Linked DNA regions of Homo sapiens: region 1 is linked to region 2. A link is a loop called in an ENCODE intact Hi-C map of the cell type or tissue named here. Cell type or tissue: dorsolateral prefrontal cortex. All regions are shown on one strand. Each heading gives the region's core, and the rest is flanking DNA. Links, peaks and the distances in the headings are about the cores only.

The links. A loop is a pair of places that touch in the nucleus more often than their neighbours do. Peaks named below come from ENCODE experiments on the same cell type or tissue, not always from the same donor. Only the 100,000 strongest peaks of a DNase experiment are listed, where the experiment ranks them.
Region 1: it touches region 2 in a loop (2.6-fold over the local background); 3 of 110 quality-filtered maps call a loop at or near these places.

Annotation. Positions count from the first base shown.
Region 1 is chr11:46,916,742-46,923,867 of GRCh38, reverse strand. It overlaps LRP4 (LDL receptor related protein 4), which reads left to right and starts at 5,318. Exons shown (of 38, transcript NM_002334.4): 1 at 5,318-5,540. The coding sequence starts at 5,489. RefSeq lists enhancers at 2,893-3,392, 3,393-3,894, 4,589-5,093, 6,257-7,126 and silencers at 5,154-5,383, 5,394-5,573, 5,584-5,753. In dorsolateral prefrontal cortex, for the core only: CTCF peaks have their summits at 3,649 and 3,851; a DNase peak (open chromatin) is centred at 5,262; H3K4me3 peaks cover 1,223 bases; H3K27ac peaks cover 3,863 bases; H3K27me3 peaks cover 429 bases.
Region 2 is chr11:47,103,528-47,111,171 of GRCh38, reverse strand. All of the region lies in intron 3 of CSTPP1 (centriolar satellite-associated tubulin polyglutamylase complex regulator 1), which reads right to left. Among named protein-coding and RNA genes, the nearest start is that of ARFGAP2, 70 kb to the left of the region's middle. In dorsolateral prefrontal cortex, for the core only: no CTCF peak of the experiment used is centred there; DNase peaks (open chromatin) are centred at 1,567, 2,791 and 4,211; H3K4me3 peaks cover 1,327 bases; H3K27ac peaks cover 4,702 bases.

The DNA of each region.
Region 1 (7,126 bases), core at 1,139-6,138, 190 kb after region 2:
ATATATCTTTACTGTTAAAAGAAGCAAGATATACTGAGCTATTTGCTGCAGAGACTCTATATGTGCCCGGTGTGTGAATATCAGGCTTCTAGGAGATGAAAATGGGCCAGAAAGCCCCACCTATCAGGGTGTGCCCCAAGTTAGGCCAGGGATCTGAATCAGCCACATGCCCCAGATCCCGACTGGAGAACCACTGCTGAGCTGGAACATGAAAAATATTGGCACTAGAAATGATGGTGTGGGCCAGGCGCGGAGGCTCACGCCTATAATCCCAGCACTCTGGGAGGCCGAGGTGGGCGGATCACAAGGTCAAGAGATCGAGACCATCCTGGCCAACATGGTGAAACCCCGTCTCTACTAAAAATACAAAAATTAGTTGGGCGTGGTGGTGCTTGCCTGTAGTCCCAGCTACTCAGGCGACTGAGGCAGGAGACTCACTTGAACCCAGGAGGTGGAGGTTGCAGTGAGCCAAGATCGCGCCACTGCACTCCAACCTGGCAACAGAGTGAAGCTCTGTCTCAAAAAAAGAAAAAAAAGAAAAGAAATGGAGGTTTTGAGGGTTTGCAATTTAAAAAAGCACAGAAATGCAAATGACACTATTCTCTCAGGCTTTCACGCTTTCACTGTTTCTGGTCTTCAGTAGTAGCCCCCTGAACCTAGATAAAAGCAAATCTGTTGCTGAAAGTTAGTAAAACTTTTCCTTACATTCTATGAGGTCTTTCCTGGCTCAAGGCCTTTGCACACACTGTTCCTTCTGCCTGGAAGGCCTCATCCACTCCTAGCCTGATGGCTTTTACTCAGCTTAGGTGTCAGTGCCTCTGGCAGGCCTTCCTCGAACCCCCAAACCTAAGTCCAGTCTTTCCTTTCATAGAACCCTGTACTTTTCCCTCAAAGCCTCTAACATTTGTAACTTCAAATTCATTTGTGGGAGCATTTTTTAAATGCTTCTGCAAACTTGCAGCCCCCTTCAACCATCAGACTGTAAGTTCCAGGGACCCAATATATTTATTTGTTCATCATTGCCTCAGAGTGCCTGGCGCATAATATACCCTTTATAAGTAGTTACTGAGTAAGCGAATCCTGAAATTAAGCCTCTCTAAAGCAAATAGGTATAGGATTCTATTAGTCCCCTTAGCTGTGCCTTCTCTTCTAAAGTTTTAAGAACTGGCCGGGCGCAGTGGTTCACGCCTGTCATCCCAGCACTTTGGGAGGCCAAGGTGAGCGGATCACTGGAGACCAGCATGGACAACATAGTGAAACCCTGTCTCTACTAAAAATACAAAAAAAAATTAGCCAGGTGTGGTGGTACATGCCTGTAATCCCACCTACTGGAGAGGCTGAGGCACAAGAATTCCTTGAACCCAGGAGGCGGAGGTTGCAGTGAGCTGAGATCAGGCCAACCTGGGGCCCAGAGGCAGAGACTGCAGTGAACTGAGATCAGGCCAACCTGGGGCCCAGAGTGAGACTCCGTCTCAAAAAACAAAAAACAAAATAAAACAACAACAACAACAACAACAAAAACTTATCTCCATTCACATTGCCTTCAACAAGAAAGTGATTCTGGAAATAAGATAGAGTAATTCTTTGCAGTCTCATGTTTTAATCTTTTAAAGCAGTTTCTCAACCTTGGCACTATTAACATTTTGGGATGGATAATTCTTTGTTGTGGGGGATGCCCTGCTCACTGTAGAAAGTTAAGCACCATCTTTGAAAGTTAAGCACCATCTTTGGCCTCTATTCATTAGATGCCAGTAACATCAACTCCCCAAAATTGCCGGGTGCAGTGGTGCACACCTGTAGTTCTAACTACTTGGGAGGCTGAGGCAGGAGGATCACCTGAGGCCAAGAGTTCAAAGCAGCAGTGTGCTGTAGTTGTGCCTGTGAATAGTCACTGCACTCCAGCCTTGGTAACAGTGAGACCCTGTCTCTAAAAGAAAAAGCATGGTGGCTCACACCTGTAATCTCAGCACTTTGGAAGGCCGAGGTGGGCAGATCACCTGACATCAGGAGTTTGAGACCAGCCTCGTCAACATGGTGAAACCCCATCTCTACTAAAAATGCAAAAATTTGTCGGGCATGGTGGTGCATGCCTGTAATGCCAGCTACTCAGGAGGCCGAGGCAGAAGAATCGCTTGAACCCGGGAGGCAGAGGTTGCAGTAAGCCTACATTGCACCACTGCACTCCAGCCTGGGCAACAGAGTAAGACTACGTCTCAATAACATAAAACAAAATAAAATAAAATAAAAGGGAAGAAGAAAAGAAAGAGAGAAAGGGAGAAAGGGAGGGAAGGAGGAGGAAAGGAAGGAAGGAAGGAAGGAAGAAAGGAAGTCTTTAGATGTTGCCCCATGCCTGCCAATTCACCTGTGGTTGAGAACCACTGTGTTGAAGTGTGAAACTTCAGGCCTTATTCTCTTGTAGAAGAATTACATATAGAAATTCAGGTTGTTGAATGATTCCCGGGTTATAAGAGAATTCTACCAACCCAGTTGGATCAAAATAGTGCCCACCCCTATCTTGTTTCCGTAGCACTCCCTGCGTTTCCTTTGAAAAGACCATTAGTGATGGTCTAATTCAGGGAAATATTCTGATCTTGGGAAGAAAGAATGCTGGGCTGTTCTAGAAAGATGAAGGAAAGGGGTGGTGTTTCTGAGGAAACCAACGCCTCTGAGACCCCTCTGGAATTGGCAGTCCCCTACAACTTTTCTAGGGGCATGTCCCAGAGGACAGTGAAAGGGAGACAAACAGCCCATTCTGGCCTGCTTTTCAGGATCTCTCACTCCAAACAAGAAAGTCTGAGAGGCCTGGTAAAAATAAATATGGCTTAGTACTCCTGGCACAAGAGCAGTCTCTGACAGCCAAGACTTAACTCACCCTAGGGGGTGACCCAGACAGGGACTATGCACGAAGCTAGTTTCTTACCCATTGATATTCCCAGTGACTCACAGCAGCCAGGGATGACTCTGTGCACCAGAACTGTGCTGAACCGTGGAGAAGGACTTGGGATGCACATAGGAAACAGTCTCTCAAGCTGAGTCAGACAGGGACAGCCCGCCTCTCGTTTCTTCTCCAATTCCAGAAAAACAACACAAATCATGCCTCTGGAAAGGAACCTGTCCTTTGCATACAGAGTGGAAACTGTTTATAACTTCTTAATCCCCTGACATTGAAAGTATGGGGACTGCCTATCCTGGATTTCTTTGGGACAACTGTACTGGCTCTACCACAAGTCCCTAGTTTTCAGCTGGAAAAAAATATGGTCTCCAGAATCCCAAGGTCATTCCCAACAGATTTAAAAGCAAGTCTTCGGCCAGGCAGAGTGGCTCACGCCTATAATCCCAGCACTTTGGGAGGCCGAGGCGGGTGGATCACCTGAGGTCAGGAGTTCGAGACCAGCCTGACCAACATGGAGAAACTCCGTCTACGAAAAATACATTAGCCGGACGTGATGGCGCATGCCTGTAATCCCAGCTACCCTACTCGGGAGGCTGAGGCAGGAGAATCGCTTGAACCCGGGAGGCCGAGGTTGCAGTGAGCTGAGATGGCGCCATTGCACTCCAGCCTGGGCAACAAGAGTGAAACTCCGTCTCAAAAAAGAAAAAAAAAGAGCAAGTCTTCATAAGCAACATATATGAAACCCTGAGACCAACCAAACCTGCATTAGGAAATGAGAGGTGGGAAGGAGGATGCTGGGGAATCAGCCTCTACTTTTGACGTTTTTTCCTCCTTGGATTTTAGGCTGTGGTAACTGATCGAGGCCAGAAATGTTGACAGTCTTGCCTAGCCCCAAGATCATGTAAGCCTGACCTGACGCTACTGCCGCCTTCAGTCAGCAAGAAGAACTACACACCCAGAAAATGCTTCAGTAATAGTTACCATGGTGATGCTAGTTCAACCACATTGCATCTGGATAAAAATTTCAGGCAAAACGATATAGAAAACTACTGCCTAACAAGGAGTTAACACCTTACATCTTTTATGTTGTTGTTGTTGCTGTCGCAAAGTATGGTTCATGTTAGCTTTGGTAAAAGATGGTAATTTGAAGTGAAAGTACTGAAAAAAACAAGCAAGGATGAAATGTCAATGTATCCATTTAGAGAAATCTAATAACCACTTTGCACTATGCCAAATTACTTTCCCCTCAGCTAACAGGGGGCATTTGGGTCTTCCTGACTCTATTTACTGGTGAGGAAAGTGAGTTAATGAAATCCATAGATGATCCAAGCCCAAGAAATGCTGGCATATCAGCTGGGAGGGAAAAAAGCGATATACTGGGCCATCAGAAAGTTGGGCATTTGGGCAAAAGGAACAAAACAAGATTCAACCTGGAAAAATGGAAGGTGGTGAAATTAATCCGTATTATTAATATGCATTAGGGAGAGTAGACCACAAAAGGAAGGAAGACTAGAGACAAGTTTATGATTTTATGCAGTAAATCAAAAGTTAAATCTGAGGGAAGGACCTACAGACTGGGGCTGGAAGGAGGCTGAGGGCTTTGTGGGAGTGCAGCTGCCCATGAGGACTCCTTTCCTGACCCCCTCCCTTCCTTGTCAGGATCAGAAAGTCAAAGAAGGTGAAGAGGCTAACAACAGTGATTTACAAAGACAGCAAGGAGGAACTAAGTCTGTATGGGCCGAATCTGGGCCTCTGAGCTGGAGCAACAGGACCCAGACAACCATCTCAGGAAATGAGTGAATGAAAAGGGGCGGGGGGGTCGGTGAATTATTTAGCCCTAGAACAACGCTGCCTAGACCGGGGGAGGCCAGGGAGAAGAAAATCTCCGAAAAGGAATTTTGACAGTGAGAACGCCAGTTAAGATACAGCACTCCAGGCCCCCTGATGTCCCTTGTTTGATGTCAATAAAGACCCAAGAGGATTATGCATCCACAAGCCTTGCGTATTCGCAGACATCAAAAAAGTCTGGACTTGGGGCCGGTAGGCGGGGGCAGGGTCACGTCCAGGCGACTTGGGTCAGCTCAGGTGCTCGTCTGAAGCATAGAGCTGGAGTGAGCGGGGGCGAGACTTGCTGCTAGGATAATTTTTTTTTTTTAAGTTAGGGAAATTTAAGCAGTAGTAATAGCGACAGGGAGGGGGCTCTCTCTCGGGCCAGGAATGTGGGGGCGGCCTGAGGAGGAGCGGGGCCCCGCGCAGGAGGCGCCGGCGGGTGGGGTCGGGGGACCAGGGAGCCGGGGCCGAGGGCGGGAAGGGGCCGGGCCGGCGCTGGGGGCGGGCCCAGGCGCGGTGGCGGTGGCCGGGGCTGCGGCGCGGGGGGCGGGGCGGTCGGGCCCGGGACACCCCCTCCCGGTCCCCTGGCGGGGCAGCGTCGGCTCTGGCAGCACTGGAGGCGGCGGCGGCCCGAGGGCGACTTGCGGGGCGCGCAGGCCGCCGTGCACCCGGGACGCTTCCCCCTCGGGGACCCTCCGCGGGCTTCTCCGCCGCGCCGTCCGGCGGGAGCCGGCGGGACCCCGGGCGAGCGGCGCGGGCGGCACCATGAGGCGGCAGTGGGGCGCGCTGCTGCTTGGCGCCCTGCTCTGCGCACACGGTAAGCGGCGCCCGCCGGGAAAGTTTGTCCCTGGGTCCGGCCGCTGCAGGACTCGCCTCCCGGGACCTGGACGGCGCGGGCCGGGGCCTGAGACCCCTCGCCCTCGCTCCTAGCCGTGGCCCTGGGGCTGCGTGCAGGGGAGAGGACCCGGAGCGGCCCCGGCTCCAGCAGTCCGAGCGGGGGCATCAGCGGAGGCGCTTCCGCGGGTTCGGGTCTGGGCCGGGGCGCGGGTCTGGGCCGGGGCGCGGGTAAGGTCCGGGGCGTTCGTTCGCTCGCCCTCCCTCGCTGCTCTTTCAAGAGCGGGGGCTGCTTCCCTTTCAGGTTAGGTCGGGGGCTCTGTGTCCTTGGTGCGAATGAATGCGTGCGAAGAAAGGGAGGCGGGTGAGGAGGGTCGCTAAACCCATAAATTGTAAATAGCCCTCCTTCCTGGGGCTGGGGGCTCGGGCGGGTTGCGGAGAGAGGCCCCGGTAGAATCTGGTACTTGGGCACCGGGATTCCTCTACTCGGAGAACGATTCCCGGACTCCAGGTCTTGCTCCCACCAAGGGGCTCTGGGGCACTGTTTGCGGGCAGCATCTCCCCTCGGCGGTGTTTCGGGGTCCCTCTCTTGGCTGCGGCCAGTCAGCTTCCAGCCCTGGATCGTCCTAAAGGGAGGTGGTTGGAAAGGGGGCTGAGGAGGAATATAGGGAAGAAACTGCTGGAAGGCTCCCGCAGATCTGCCCTGGCTGGGGTAGGGGGGCAGGGGGCCGGTAACCCTGAACCCCAGAAGGCAGCCGCCGGGCCCTCGCGGCAGGGTCCCAGCCCTCGGGGGAGCTGGACGGCTGCAGCAGGACTCCTTGGTGCCCGTACCCCCTGTTGTGTGGGACTAGGGCTCCGATGGAATCTGCTTCTCCGCGGGCTCTTAACGACCCTGGGTGCACCCCGTGATTGAGCAGCTTTCCCTAGTTTGTGCCCAGAGATCAAAGAACTTTGATCTTTGAACCCCAGCCCTATTCACCCATCGCTATTCATCGTGGCGGGAGTTCCGAGTCTCCCCATTTGCCTCGCAGCCCCGATGAAGGGAGCTGGGGCTCAGAATGGAGGGGTCTGGAGACCCTGCCTGGTCTTTTACCGGTTCTTTCTTTCACGTAGGACAGCTCGTGTGGAAAAAGTCAGTGCAGATTTCCGAACTTGCCTGGCAGGGCGTGGAGATGTCTAGGCACTCGTTTTAAAGATTGGTTTACCTCCCAAATCCAAAACAGAGTTTTCATGTCTCTTATTTAAACTACCTGTGGGTTTTCAGGGGCTTTTTTCCGCGTCCTCTCTAGCGCGGACTGAGCTCTTTCTCTCCGAAGAGCGGTAGCTTGGCCGGCCCACGTTCCGCTCCGCTCTGCGCTCTCCCCTCCCCGGCTCTCTCCTGGAAGGTTATTTGTAGCCTCTTTGGCGTGTTGGGACAGCGGCCCTACTGGGGTAGGAATGTAGCTGTTCTTCCCACCACATGGGCCCCTTAAAGGGACAGCTTTGCTTTTTGGGGGGTTTCCCCCTTCGGGTTGCAAGGAAAGGGGATGGAACTTTCCTCTCAGCCCCCTGGAGGAAGTTTTGAAAAAG
Region 2 (7,644 bases), core at 1,485-6,484:
TGCTGGACTAAAGATGTGTTCTCAGGCCGAGGCGGACAGATCACGAGGTCAGGAGATCGAGACCATCCTGGCTAACACAGTAAAACCCCGTCTCTACTAAAAAAATACAAAAAAATTAGCCAGGAGTGGTGACGGGCGCCTGTAGTCCCAGCTACTCGGGAGGCTGAGGCAGGAGAATGGCGTGAACCCGGGAGGCGGAGCTTGCAGTGAGCCGTGATTGCGCCACTGCACTCCAGCCTGGGCGGCAGAGCTAGACTCTGTCTCAAAAAAAAAAAAAAAAAGATGTGTTCTCTTGGTCATACTGTCTCACGCTGGGTGGATCAGGGCTAACCCACCTCCATGGCTTTCATGACTGAAGGGGCTTCAGGGCCCTGGAGTTGCAGACAGGAATGCAGTCTTTTTGGGAACTGGAGGCAGGCAAGAATATAATAAAGGCTAGATGAAGATACCCAGGCTGGGCTTTAAACTGCTTTAAATTGTGCCAGTTTCTTCTGGCAACTGCCCTAAGGAAAGCAAAGCCAGGCACCACCCAGTGGAAATCTGGAAGTGGGCATACTTTGTGGCATCAATTATGCCAGTTTGGCCAGGAAGTTTGTAGTACTTGGTCTCTATGACCCTGACCTAACCTACTCAATAAGGGGCAGTTTAGTCTGAGTCAGAAGAAATGAAGAGCGACTCGATATTGTGATCTTTGACTTAACGTATTCAATTTGTAATTAAGACCATTATTAAAATCAGTATAAGAAATCATGTCTTCTCATTCCATTCCTCAAACTCTCTGTCTGTCTGCCTTTACTATTTCCTGATAGTAACCATGGATATTTGCTTTAGAAGTTCTTAATTGCTACATTCTTAGCTACTTATTTAGTCAATATACTAAGTGTCAAAGGTATGCCAGGGACTGTGCTAGATTCTGGGGAAACAGCAAGGGATAAGACAGATAAAAATCCCTATTTTCATGGTACTTACATTCTAGTGTGTATGTGTGGAGGCAGTGGTTGGGGAGACAGAGAATAAAAAGTAACAAAGAAAGAAATACTTTTAGGAAGTGAGGAGAGCAATGACATAAATCAGGCAGGGTGGTGTGATACACAGTGACTGAGGGTGGGACCACATGAGATGGCTGTGCCAGGCTCATCTTTGAGAACGTACCATTTGAGCTGAGAACTCACCAGATGAGAATCAGCCAGCCATGCAATCTAGGGAAAGAAGGAAGGGCAAAGACCGGGAGATGGGAATCAGCAACAAGAGTGTTTTGCTTCCCGCCTCTCCATTCTGCACACAAATGCTATTTCTCTGTCTCTGGCATGTTGCAATCTAGCATGTTAAAGAAATTGCTCTATGATGCCTAGGAAGGGAATAATATTAAATGAAACAGAATTCCAAGCCTTACCAATTACTGGAGCTACATACTGCCATGGGGGAGGGTGGGGACACTGAGGAAAGATAAGGCAAGGGCTGTGGAAGCTGCCCCAGGCTGCCCCATTTCACTACTGTGGTTAACTGGCAAAGGAGTCCATGCAAATGAGTGCAGGATGTCCAAATCGCAGCACTGTTTCACACATCATCATTTCAAGTCACCGACTGACAGGATTTAGCACTCTGTGTCTGGCAGCAACCAGCAGTGAAGCAGAGAGAATTCCACTGGATTATCCAAAGCATCTGACCCGCAAATGAGGAGTGAGCAGAACATTTTTAAAAAACAACTCTTGAGTGGTTCAGTGAGCCAATTTGACATCGAAGAGAGACACACAAACATCCAGCCACCTCTGAGGCAAAAGGTCAATTTCTTCTGCTTGTCCTCGGTCCTCAGAATCCAAGTTACTGATGTGAGCTCTGTCCCTCATTTTCCTAGCCAAAGGGGTAGATGTGAAGCACAGACAGGCCAGATACAGTGTTCTGGGACAACACACCATTGTCTGAATCCAGAGAGCATCATGGCTACAGTGGACGAGAGTAGGCTCAGTGGGAGAGGCTCAGGGAACATCAGAAGTGCAGGGCCTGTCTTTTGAAGATAAAGTCTGGCTAGATCAGCTTTTCAGTGAAAGAAGCCAAAGTCTGCAGCCAGATCTTCATTTTTGGTGAGCCCATCACAGATTCCAGGTTTAGGATGAGGGGCTAGAATGAAGGGAAAAGGCCAATTATCACCCTATAAGAAGTAGATAGGCTAGGGGCGGTGGCTCACGCCTGTAATCCCAGCACTTTGGGAGGGTGAGGTGGGCGAATCACTTGAGGTCAGGAGTTCAAGACAAGCCTGACCAACATGGTGAAACCCTGTCTCTACTAAAAATACAAAAATTAGTCAGGCATGGTGGCCGGCGCCTGTAATCCCAGTTACTCAGGAGGCTGAGGTAAGAGAATCGCTTGAACCCAAGAGGCCGAGGTTGCAGTGAGCTGAGATTGTGCCACTGTACTCCAGCCTGGGCGACGCAGTGAGACTCCATCTCAAAAAAAAAAAAAAAAAAAAGTAGATAGTACTGAACTGTCCCACCCTTGTGGGTTTCTGAACTTTCTAATTCTCCAATCAAGTCCTGAGACCCTCCTGCTCCCCATCCTTCTCTCCTCCAAGCTCTTCTCACACAGCTGTGAGGTAAGATTTACTAGATGGAATGTGTTTGCAAAATCTGTTTTGTTCACTGTAACATGTTTATCAAAAAAGAAAAAAAAAAGCCTGTCCCTTCTCACTATTTAGTTTTTGGTGACTGCCTTTTGGGATCTGGAACTGGATAAACAGATGGACTTCACAGAAGAAATCAGGCGAAGCGCCAGGGTGTGTATATATATCTTAGTCTCACTGTATATACGGCAGATAGCCCTCGTGCAAACAGCTGTGCTGGTTTTGGAGGAAAGTGAGGGGACAGTGTCTCCTGGATGACAGTGCTCCCATTGCTCCAAGGTGTACCTCCCTGTGGTGCTTTGGGCTATAGGATGCCAGACAGATTCTAGAGTTCTAACCTCAGATATATGACCCTGATTTCATTTTCTGGCCTCTAGTTGTGGTAATTAAGGGTTGTGCCAGATCCCAAACTATTGCTAATTATTCATACTGGGTTTGCTATAAACGAGTGCTGAGTATTTGCACTGTGTATAGTGATGAGTACCTTTGCAATATACTGGATGCCTCTATTAAGGGGATGCCCAGGAGGGGTATGGTTTTGAGCGTCTGTGTGTGTGTGCGCACATGCGCACATGCAGAAGTTGTGGAAGGCCTGGACTACTGTATTTGCCTGGCCACAGAGAAGTATCACTGCCAGGGGAACAAGGTACAGTGATTCCTCATGTGCAGCACGCTGCTGCCCCAAGGGAACTGGGGGGGAATTGTACCGAGCAGTTTCCCCCTAATTTTTTTTTGCCACCTTGTCCAGTATAAATCTCTATTGCAGGGGTGGAGGTGGAGGAAGTAATTCTTTCTTAATTCAATGTGCTTCAATTCCCAGATATGAACAAACTTCAGAACATTTTAGGAGAATCTTCTAATAGAAAAAACATATTCATTTGCTTCACAGAGTAGGTTTCAGGTGGATGTCTCCTTCTCTCCTGGACAAACTCCTTGAAAAAAAACCATGAAAATAAAAGGCAATACTGTCCAAACAGGAAACTGGTGCCAAATAGAGGCAAAAAACCAAAGCAAAACAACTCCCTGAGATAGAGTGGACTGCATTCATTAGGTTCAGGTAGCTCAAAAGACAAGAACATTAAATAATTAGACTCCAACAGATCAAGGTGCTGTAGGTAATGGGACCTCATAAGGACAGAACAAAAGATCCTGTTTCTAACAAAGGTTCTACAGACCTTTATACTACAGTGAGCAATGAGTGAGAGGGATGCTGCCCAGGAAATGAAAGGACTCAATCGTTCCTCTTCAGTGAGCGGAGCCCAGGAGGAGTGTTCCAGGGCGCTCTCACAAACACTCTTTAATAATACCATCCAGAGCCTTTGATTCAAGGAACATGCTGAAGAATAAACAGCCTATTAATCTGAGTTTTCTGGTGTGCCTGAGTATACAAAGCAGCAATGAACTAACCCCTTGGCTCTTGCAAACATCCCGACTGCACACCATCCGCTGCTCCACTACACAGCTCAGCCCCTCCTTCCCCTGCATGCAATTTGCCCCTGGAAAAGCTTCAAGGTTTGGGGGTCCTGATGGTTTCATCTAAGGATGCTCAGGCCAAACCCAGGGTGCAAAGAACGGGAAACAGCGTATCCTTGTTTGGCCATAAGAAGGCACAGCCATGTGACCAGGCTCAAATGAGAACTGTGTGGTAGTGTGAGTGGGTAAGGAGACAAAGTCATCAGTCTGCCTCTTTCTGAGCCAAGTTGACAGCCACAGGCCTGGGAAAGGAAGGCCCAGTTTCAATTGCTTCCTAGTCTTGGTTACCTTGGTGGCAGGAAGGGCTCCTGCATGGGTGGGCTTTGGGTACCATTCTGTGGAAACATTCCTGGGCATTTTGCCTAGGTAAAAATTACCAAGTAAGGTCCCTGAGTTTTCTTTCTTTCTTTCATGTTCTTTTCTTTTCTTTTTTTTTTTTGAGATAGGGTCTTGCTCTATCACCCAGGCTGGAGTGCAGTGGTGTGATCTTGGCTCACTGCAACCTCTCCCTCCTGGGTTCAAGCAATTTTTGTGTCTCAGCTTCCCGTGTACCTGGGACTACAGGTGCGTGTCACCACGCCTGGCTAATTTTTGTATTTTTAGTAGAGACGGGGTTTTGCCATGTTAGCCAGGCAGGTCTTGAACTCCTGGCCTCAAGTGATCCGCCTGTCTTGGCCTAGGTCCCTGAATTTTCAAGGAGAAAAATAGAAGAAAGAGAAATAGCTGTTTCACTTTCATCCTTTCACTAGAAGTCCTTCTTTACAAACAATCAGGTGTAGCTTTTGTGATAACAACAATTTGATCGGTTCTCCTTCCCACCCCTAAGACAAAGTACAATGATAGTACTTTAAGTAATAAACCAGGCGTTCAGTTGTTGAAACAATGTAATTGAGGCTAAGATCATAGGCTCAAATCAGCCATGGGAGCGGTTTCCCTGTGTTCCATGGTCACTGACCTCATGCAAGGTGTGTGCTTAATCATAAAAGGAACTAGTGTGACAAGGTGGATAAATCAGTATCATGGCTATCAACACAGACTGGGTCATGCATACACACACATATTCTCAAAGCCTAATCCCTCTGACCCCAAATTTATATATCAAGGAAAACATATTTAATGAAAGTTTCCTTTCTAAAAATAATTTCAAAGAGGCACTTTGACTTAAAAAAATTAATTCTAAAGCCTTCTGATTCTACTTCCAGGGAACTACTTTGTGTTTAGTCCCTTGAAACTGGAGGACACACATCTTTGACGAAAAGGAGCAGCACAAAAGCTTGCATTTTATGTGCTTGGCTCTGAGATGATACCACAGAGGGTAGGAAGTAAGAGCATGGGCTCTGCAGTTAGACAGATCGAAATCTGAGCTCCTCTTCTGCCACTTGCTGATGTGTGATCTTAGACCCATGACATCAAATCAGTGAGTTTCAACTTCCTCATCTGTAAAATGGGAATACCTTCATGGGATTATTGTGAGGATTATATAACAAAAATGTTTAGTACCATGCCTAGGACACAGTAAGTGTTCAATAAATGATAGCTGTACTTACTGTTTCTTTTAATTAAAAAAAAATTTTTTTTTCAGAGACAGAGTCTCTGTCTGTTGCCCATGCTGGAGTACAGTTGTATGATCATGGCTCACCGTGGCCTCAAACTCCTAGGCTCACGTGATCCTCCCACCTCAGCCTCCTGAGTAGCTGGGAATACAGGCTACCACGCCCAACTACTTTTAAAATTTTTATTTATTTATTGTTTTTGAGAGAGGTCTCCCTATATTGCCCAGGCTAGTCTGGAACCCCTCACTTTAAGTGATCCCCTCACATCTGCTTCCCAAAGTGTAGGGATTACAGGCATGAGCCACCATGCCTGGCCCTTGTTACTCTTTGAATCCTCTAAATAATAGGCACAGGGACTTAACTGGTGGCTGGCAGGCACATGAGCTACATGAAATGGGAGTTTCTTCATTCCTTACCAAGCTGGGCTTAGATCCTCAAACCATCCTTCACTACACTGGAAACAAGTGTTTGGGTTATCTGGGGTAACTGATGGAAGGGCAATGAGAGATCAAACCCTGGTACTCTGGAACTTCATTTTGATTTGGGAACTGCAGGTTGACCTGGAGAATTCCCACCCCAGATTCTGGCTTAGCAGATATAGCCTTTTCCTAGGCTTCCACCTGTTGAGACAAACAGATGTAAACTGAACACAAGAGGGGTTTGCAAGCACAGATCTGGTATCAGACTGCCTTACCCTGCAGCATTCCTGGGGTCATAAAATGACAAACATTTCAACACGCTGGATCTAACCCTTCCTGCCCTGTAACTGGGGCCTTATGAAACTGCTTCTTGTGATTAGAGCCATTGGTACCTCATACCAAGGCTGTGAGGTGGACTTCATTAATATTGATGAGCTGCAGCTCGTTAACCTCATTTGATGTTTATTTACAACCATTCTTCTCATATGCTAATGAATGACACTGGGCTCTTCAGATAGAAAGGAAAGAACTGGACCCTCTCTGCCAGCATCTCCTTGGCAAACTGCTGTCCCTTGAAACAGAAGTTTGCACAGAGGGAATGAAGCCAAATGTAGGGAATGCAGCAGAGAGGACAAAATGATGTGAAAAGAATGTCTGCAATGTAATGGGGGAGAGAGAAGCCCAGCTGCTGGGGCCACAGTGTGACTGAGGTTTGGTTACACCCACCCAGTGGCTAACAAAGAGAAGCTGAAGGGCGGGGAACTGAGGAACTAAGAAAAGGACAATGTGTTAGATTTTGAAATTGGAGTATTGGGGGTGGAGATGAGTGGGCCCCATGGGTGTCAGGGAGCTTGAAGGCCTCTCTAGGATTCATTCCACTTTCTTCTGTGATCTTAAGAAATCAATCGGCAGGGAATTGGGGTGGATTTCTTTAAGGCAGTAAAATACCCATAGCAATGAATGCTTATCAAATGCTTGGCTTGGAGAAGAGTGCTCATTGTCGCACCATGAAATGGGTAAGTAGGGAGAAATAATCTCTGATTCTCTTTCCTCAAAGTTATAGGTTTGTATATTAAAGAATAGGATGATTAAGCAAGGAAGAGTCAGAGACTGAGGAAAAAATATATCTTTAAATATGGCCATTATCAGGCACAGTCGCTCATGCCTGTAATCCCAGCACTTTGGGAGGCCAAGGAGGGAGGATCACTTGAGCTCAGCAGTTTGAGATCCTGGGCAACATAGTGAGACCCCATTAATTAAAAAAAAAATTAGCAGGGCGTGGTAACACATACCTGTGGTCCCAGCTACTCAGGAGGCTGAAGCACAAGAATCGCATGAACTCAGGAGGCAGAGGTTACAGTGAGCTGAGATAGCACCACTTTACTCCAGCCTAGGCAAGAGTGAGACCCTGTCTCAAAAAAAAAAAAAAAAAAAAAAAAGGCCATTCTATTGTTTCAGGGCTGCTAAGCAAAACACAGGTCCCTTCCAAATTCCCCAGTATGTAGCAAGTCAATTTTGGATCATTCCATCCATTCTGAGTGTTTGAAAGAACTAATAAGACATATGAGAAAGGTGGAAGGAA